Linked DNA regions of Homo sapiens: regions 1 and 2 are each linked to region 3. A link is a loop called in an ENCODE intact Hi-C map of the cell type or tissue named here. Cell type or tissue: heart right ventricle. All regions are shown on one strand.

Region 1 (2,500 bases), 660 kb before region 3:
TGGAGTCTTGCCTCTGAGAGATATTTAAAGTAGATCAGTTTTCTGGAACTGATATAAGGCTGTGGCCAATCAACAAATTATTTTATTATTTAAATGGTACCTATGAAGATTAAATTCTGACCGAGTCTCTGGGTCTTTATTTCAGATTTTCTTTAGTTTATGTGCACCCCAGCCCCTTCTCCTGGTGCTGAGGTCATAGTAGATTTAAGGAAGACAAGTGAAAACATTGGCAATTTCCCCTGACCCCTCAGTGCTGAAAAGGATTAGGCTTGATTCACCTTTAGTGAAGTGGAAAGGGCCCACCCTCTAGTATCCTGAAGAGCCCTGTTACAGGCCAGTTACAAAAAGTAATGCACAGAGGATAACTTGTGTTTTCACATCACCTGTCAATTTCATTTTTAAAGAGAATCTTTGTTTGCAAAGCCTTTCTCCCTGGTTTTCCTGTGAAAGGCCACGAAGCACTATGCAAGCACAGTGTCAGTCCTCCTCACATCAATGCCCTTAGCAAGGGGCAGTTAGTATCTACAATTTACAGAGTGAGGAAACAGGCCCAGAGAGGTTATGTAACTCACCCAAAATCACACAGCAAGTGTAGGACAGGATCCAAATTCATTTCACATATCCCGGAGCTTTGGCCACTGTGCCGCTTCTTACCTTGAGTAGGTGCTTTTGAGCTGAAGAAAGCCCTGGAGCATTTTCCCAGCATTGTTCCTCAATGTGACAAGAGGCAGCTGGGGGTTGTGGTTTGAGTAGAGGTGAAATATGTTAGGACTGGCTTGTACAAAAACAGGAAACTCCTCCCCAGGGAATGGTTAAATCCAGGTATTTAGAGACAGGAAGAACCTAAGAAATTACCCAGTATAATATTCCTCTGTATTTTTGACTAATGAAGAAATTGTACATGAGAGAAATTAAAGGGCTTCCCAGGATCATGGCATTGGACGCTGGTAGGCCTGGGAGACCCCCCAACTCCTGTCCAGTGTTCATTCCCTGAGATTACAGGAATGAAAGATCTGGTGACAGAATGATTCCCGAAATCAAAGGCAAAGACAGTCACTGTAGGCTGGAGCCGGGATGGAAGTGGGGATACGCCTGTGGCTTGAATAGTTGGGGGAAGGAGGGCGGAGAGGCAGGGCAAACCCTGACATGTGTTCTCAGACAATTCTGGCTTTCTCAGTTTCAAATACTCACACGGCTCTGAAACCCTGCAGGTGAGGTTACCTACTTTAACATTTATGCAGAATCCTCTATATTTATTCTAAGTGTTTCAAAACGTCTTGAGAGAGATCTTTCCTTTCCCAGAGAGAAGCCCTTGGCCACGCCAGGGCAGAGCCCGACAGCAAACCCCGCCTTTATTCCTTGCACTGCAGCGCCCCCTCAGGCCACCAGGGGCAATGACGCTCATCTTGGCTCACAGCGCAGGATGTCACAGCAGAGCCTGCCGCGCTGAGGGCGGCATCCTAAGACGCGGATCCTCCCACCCTTGCAGGACTTGCGTGTTAGGGTGCCCTAAGTCATCACATAGCTGAGGAGAGGCCAGGTGTGTAAGACAGAAGAAAAATAAGATTTAAAAAATCATAGTCCCCCTCCCCATAGTGTAAACAATAAAATTTTCCCCAGCAAAAGAATAAACAGGCTGTGGTTCAAAAGAGTTCTCCTATGTGTTGGCCATAGCCTGTGTTGAGCGGAGGTTGGAGGAGGGGTGGACAGAAGGAAATGGTATTTTGTATTGAGAATGAACATCCAGATTGAGAATGCCCTGGGACTCTGTTGTTGAACTGGGCTTGAGAGAGCCAGGCGTAGCTTCAAAACCATGCCTGGCCACAGATCAGGTGGACTATGGAAGGCCGCAGGCTGCCCAGCTCTGGTGCTGGTGGGGACACTCTGGAGGAATCAGCTTGGTTGGGGGATACTCTGGCATAGCCTGGCTAGGTGGGAAGGGGTGGGGACCCACTGGGCTGCCATGTCCATCCCACTAGGAGAGTCCATCTTTCCCCATATGTTTTGTTTTTGGTTTTGTCTTCCTTCACCTACCTGCTGCTTCTCAGGGTCAGGGGGCCCTGGTAAGTGCCTGAACCCAGCACAGTGCCAGAGCCCCTAAAATGTCAACCTGTCTGTACACTGGAGGGAAGGGGGACATTCAGGCCCACGGGGTCCTGGGAATTCCAGACTCTTTGGGAAACAGAGCAGCCTGGGTGCTCTCAGGACTGCAGAAGTACAACTGTGTGAGCACCTTTGTCTCCTCTTCATGCTAAGTCAGGCAGCATCTTTTAGCACCAGCAGCTACAGGGTGGGGGTGAGGAGCTTAGCAAGAGGGACGGGGAGGGGCAGGGGCAAAGGGCCCCTGGAGTGAAAATGCTGAGGCCCCCAGCTTCATTCTCCATGTCCTTCCCCAGGGCACACGGCCCTGATGCCGTGCTGATGGCTGAGGGCAACCCGCCCACGGAACTGACGCAGTCGCAGATGCTGCATATAGCCCAGCAGATCGCCGCGGGCATGG
Region 2 (2,500 bases), 1.2 Mb before region 3:
GAGAAAAACAGTGTGGGGGTAACCATGCTATTACCTCCCACTGGGTCCCTCCCATGACAGGTGGGGATTATGGGAACTACAATTCAAGATGAGATTTGGGTGGGGACACAGCCAAACCATATTACAAGTCATCCAGCATAGTGACTATTTCTCCCTGCTTGGTGTTTTGGCCGGTTTGGCAAACAAGCCTTCCCAGTCTTTCTTCATGCTGGTGGTAAATACATTGGACAGTAAAGGGCCTGAGACACAGCTGTGTGGCATGGTACAAGAGGCCTGGACTTTGTCCTCCACCCAGTTCATTTAACATTCAATTAAACAAATATTCATCAAGTTGAGCATGCCAGGCACCGTTCTAAATGCTGGCAGTATAGCAGTGGACAAAACAAACAAAAATTCTACCTTTTATTTATTTATTTTTTTGAGACTGAGTCTCACTCTGTAGCCCAGGCTGGAGTACAGTGATACGATCTTGGCTCACTGCAACCTCTGCCTCCTGGGATCAAGTGATTCTCCTGCCTCAGCCTCCTGAGTAGCTGGGATTACAGGCACCCACCACCACACCCGGCTAATTTTTGTATTTTTAGTAGAGACGGGGTTTCACCATGTGGCTGGTTTTGAACTCCTGACCTCAAGTGATCCATTGGCCTTGGCCTCCCAAAGTGCTGGGATTACAGGCATGAGTCACTGCGCCTGGCCCAATTCTACCCTTTTGGAGCTTGCATTTTAGTCGACAGCATTTTAACTAAGAAGTCATGTCCCCATCATATATACCTTAATCTTTATTTGATTAAGCTCTCATTTATTCATAATGATGGTTAATTAAGTATTTACCATGTGTTGAGCCCTGGTCTTCATGCATGTAGTAAGTATGAACTTATCTACAACACACCATCCACTAGATTGGCAAAAAGCTCATTATCACACTTTTGGGGTCGGTCCTCTCTCCTTTAAGGATCATCTGTGAACCTTTTGAATCTTTTGCAGTCTAAAAGGAAATTTCTCCAAAGTTCAATTTTCAAGTAGGGAAAAAAAAACTAAGTGTTGGTCCGCAGCTCTGCAGCTGCTCATCACCGCCACTTGAGGGCGCTGATGAACACAAATTGTCCTCCATCCATCCATTGGACCCCGTGGTCTTTGCCCTATGACCCAGTCCAGAAAGTTGGGGCCTTCAAAGAAAGGCAATTCTCCACACACTCACTCAGTCCAGGGTAACACGCTCCTCAGTGCGTTTTCTGGAGTTCTCAGTCATTCTCCTCTGGAGCCAGTCCTCATAAGTGGCTCAGGGGACCTCCTCCTGGGATCCAAAGCCCTGGATCTCTTTAGTTCTGAGAATACACTGGGTGGGTAGGCAGACAGATTGAAGAGACCAGGATTGAGATGTTTTCTTTTGCATTCCTCAATATCTTTATTTTATTTTATTTTATTCCTTTTTAAAGAGGCTCACTATGATGTCCAGGTTGGTGTCGAACTCCTGGGCTCAAGAGATCCTCCTGCCCCAACCTCCTGAGTAGCTGAGACTATAGGTGCATGCCCCTGACCCCAGCTGTGTTCCTCAAAATCCAATAGACTTATTCCGCTTCCTTCTTGACATAGTGTTAATTGATCCAACTCTTCTCTTCTTTTTGGTCTCACATGACAATCTGGTTACTTCTTAAGGAAGGGGATAGGTGACAAGGTGCCACCTTGGGGGTTTCTGCTGAACACCGACTGCTCCCCATCCCTGTAGCAGAGATGGTGGAGATTAGGTGGTGAGGAAGACTTTTGAAACCTTAATGTATGAGTCGCCATGTCTCAGAGGCCACTAAGGGACTTCCTATGCATCTTTAAATATCAGTGAAAAAAAGCCTTTCAGGTTTACCCCAAACTCATGCATTATCTTATTTGACCCCCAGAATACCCCTGCAAGGCAGGATCATTTTAGCCATTTCACAGATGAGGCAACAGATTCAGAAGTGATAGGAACTCATTGTGAGTTTGGAAGCTGGGTTACTTGGGCTTTGAAGTCTTACTTAGTCCACCACCCATGCTCCTCTATCTTGCTCACAGGCTCTCACCCTCTGTACCAACCTGTACCTCCATGCACCATTGTTCAAGCATCAGAGAGGACTTCCAGAGAGCTTGGAGGCTCAACAGTTTCTCAATAGGCTGTTGGAACTGAGAACTTTAGAAACGACTTGCCTGGCCAGGCATGATGGCTCAGGCTTTGAATCCCAGCACTTTGGGAGGCTGAGGCGGTTGGGTCACTTGAGGCCAGAGTTTGAGAGTTCGAGAGTTCTCAAGAGTTCGAGACCAGCCTGGATAACTTGGTGAAACCCCATCTCTACTAAAAATACAAAAATTACCTGGGTGTGGCAGTGCACACCTGTAGTCCCATCTACTTGGGAGAAGCATAGAATTGCTTGAGCCTGGGAGGTGGAGGTTGCATTGAGTTGAGATCATGCCACTGCACACCAGCCTGGGTGACAGAGTGAGACTGTCTCTAAAAAACAAAACAAAACAA
Region 3 (2,500 bases):
AGTAATAACCCAATAGCAATGTGTATACCAAGTGTACAGATCTTTTTTTTTTTTTTTTTGAGATGGAGTTTCGCTCTTGTTGCCCAGGCTGGAGTGCAATGGCATGATCTTGGCTCACTGCAACCTCCACCTCCCAGGTTCAAGCGATTCTCCTGCCTCAGCCTCCCAGGTAGCTGGGATTACATGCAGGTGCCAGGCTCATTTTTGTATTTTTAGTAGAGACGGGGTTTCACCATGTTGACCAGGCTAGTCTCAAACTCCTGACCTGGTGATCCGCCTGCCTTGGCCTCCCAAAGTGCTGGGATTACAGACGTGAGCCACCGCGCCCGGCCAGATCTTGGTTTTTAAACATCATTCACTACTAAAGTAAAATGGCACTCTTTGAAGAAATGGCAGATTTCATTCAGGGGTAGAGAAAAGCAAGATGGGCCTTGTGCCAAAAAGCAAGGGCACCCATAAGGAATGACAGGGATATCTCAAAAGGGCACACACACCAGCATTAATGGTATCCCACTGGCCAAATCCTGGACAATTTGAATATCAAAATAAATAATGATAGCAACAAATTATAACTCATTGAGTCAAATAGGAAACCCAGTCTATACTGATAATACATTAAAAGCTTGAGAAGGAACAAGATATTTAGATAGTCTCAAAGTACCTCAATGTATAACACTAATTACAAAGAGAAGAAGGAAATGTAGGAAAGCCACACACCTAAATAATATTAAACTGTAAAGAGCACCCCAAAAGGCAAAAATGTATGAGGAACATTTGTCAGGGGGACTAATCCATTCTAGGGAGGCAGAGGAGACTTGAATTAACTAACGTGGGCAAAGCGGTGAGAATGCTACAGACTAGACTCCAAAATTGTACTTTATTGCCTGGTTCCAAACATGTTCAATTTATGTAAGAAGGCAGTTGAAAATCCTCAGAAATCTGAGAGAAACAAAGATGGAGAGAAAGTGAAAGAGAAGCTTGGTACTGAAGCTCCAAGTCACTAAAATGCAAGACTGCCATCTGGTGGTAATTTCAGCAAATCCCTTCCAAGTAATGGGGGGGTAAGAGGGGGTGATGGATTGAAACAGACACAGCACTATTTAGTGACACACATTCTCAAATTCAGTATTTCAAAGGCAGTATTCTCTTTACAATTGAAAATACAGTGTGAAACATAAATATTTTTAAACTGCTTAATTTTAAGATCATTCACTTGTGAAAACCACTAAGTATTCAATAGAATCACTTTTAAAAAGCTCAAAGAAAAGGACAACTTGAAAGAGAAGCAACTGCCAGCCTGTTCCTTTTTGGGGACACTGCCAAAGAACAAGACCTCTATTGGGCACATTTTCTAGAATCCAACACTTAAATAGTACCCCAACCGGCACGCCCCAATCAAAAAAAAAATTACAGACAATAAGCTACTCTCCTAACTGATACTACTTCCTCATTTCAATCATGTCTGACAATTAAATAAATACCTCCAGATGAAGAAGTTTCCACTGCACATACTTTCTTTGGTCATCAGCCCCCACCCTTAAAATGAATTATTGCTAGTTATAATTGCTTACAATGTTAAATTCTAGTTTACCAAAATATTGGTCCCTTTCTTTTAATTCTGTTAATGTTAAGACAAACCAAGATTTGCTTTATGTTGTACTGACCTAACAAATCTAAAGATAAGTTTAATAAAATATTACATCTACCTAAACAGCTCCCATAGCTTCTACTAACTTCCTAGTTAAATACTTACAAATACATGGAAATAAGAAGAAAACTCACAATAGACAACTTATCATCAGAATCTGGAAGGAATCTCTATTAAACTTAAGGCAGATGGAGCAAGACTGAAAAATCCAATGCAGAATATGCCTCGTGATCTGTATCTTGTGGTTTAGGGGCTTTTCTTTTTTTTTTTTTTTTTTTGCATTTTACATTTTGGATTCCACAGCTAAAATAAGTGTCACACTAAATAAAAAATAAAGAAAACAATAAAGAAGTACAAAAATAGAAAGCATAAAAACCCAAACACATCAATTGTAAGAATTTTAAACAGGTTAAACTCCTCTATTAAAAGACAAATGATCAAACAACAAAATCCAACCTCTTATTTATGAAAAAAAAAGCAAACATACATCAAGCAAATTCAAACCAATATAAAAACAGAATTCAAGGCAAAAGATGCTGAATGAGATAAATGTGATAATTTTATACTATTAAAGAGATATGCAAAAGGAAAATGGAAAACTTACAAAATTCTGTGTGCCAAGTAACATTGTATTAAAATAGAAAAAAAAAGTTTTTAAATGAAGGCTTGACAGAAACACAACATAATTGAAAGACTATTAAGTATTTTTAAGTCTTAGGTAGATAGAGAAGACAAAAAATAAACAAGGATATAGAAAGTTGAATAGATGTATAATATTAAATATGAAACAATATATTTTTGGGGGACAGAGTCTCACTATGTCACCCAGGCTGGAGTGCAATAGCACAGTCT

The links. A loop is a pair of places that touch in the nucleus more often than their neighbours do. Peaks named below come from ENCODE experiments on the same cell type or tissue, not always from the same donor. Only the 100,000 strongest peaks of a DNase experiment are listed, where the experiment ranks them.
Region 1: a loop joins it to region 3, with 3 times the contacts of the local background. A loop is called at or near these places in 4 of 110 quality-filtered maps.
Region 2: it touches region 3 in a loop (4-fold over the local background); 75 of 110 quality-filtered maps call a loop at or near these places.

Annotation. Positions count from the first base shown.
Region 1 is chr9:84,952,887-84,955,386 of GRCh38, forward strand. NTRK2 (neurotrophic receptor tyrosine kinase 2) reads left to right here. Exons shown (of 19, transcript NM_006180.6): 17 at 2,397-2,500. Among named protein-coding and RNA genes, the nearest start is that of NTRK2, 280 kb to the left of the region's middle. RefSeq lists an enhancer at 1,987-2,487. In heart right ventricle, CTCF peaks have their summits at 1,384 and 1,583; a DNase peak (open chromatin) is centred at 1,365.
Region 2 is chr9:84,403,204-84,405,703 of GRCh38, forward strand. No RefSeq gene overlaps it. Among named protein-coding and RNA genes, the nearest start is that of SLC28A3, 64 kb to the left of the region's middle. In heart right ventricle, a CTCF peak has its summit at 1,067 (motif pointing right); no DNase peak of the experiment used is centred here.
Region 3 is chr9:85,609,249-85,611,748 of GRCh38, forward strand. The region is part of intron 17 of AGTPBP1 (ATP/GTP binding carboxypeptidase 1); the gene reads right to left. Among named protein-coding and RNA genes, the nearest start is that of AGTPBP1, 130 kb to the right of the region's middle. In heart right ventricle, CTCF peaks have their summits at 1,026 (motif pointing left) and 1,229; no DNase peak of the experiment used is centred here; H3K4me3 peaks cover 314 bases; H3K27ac peaks cover 497 bases.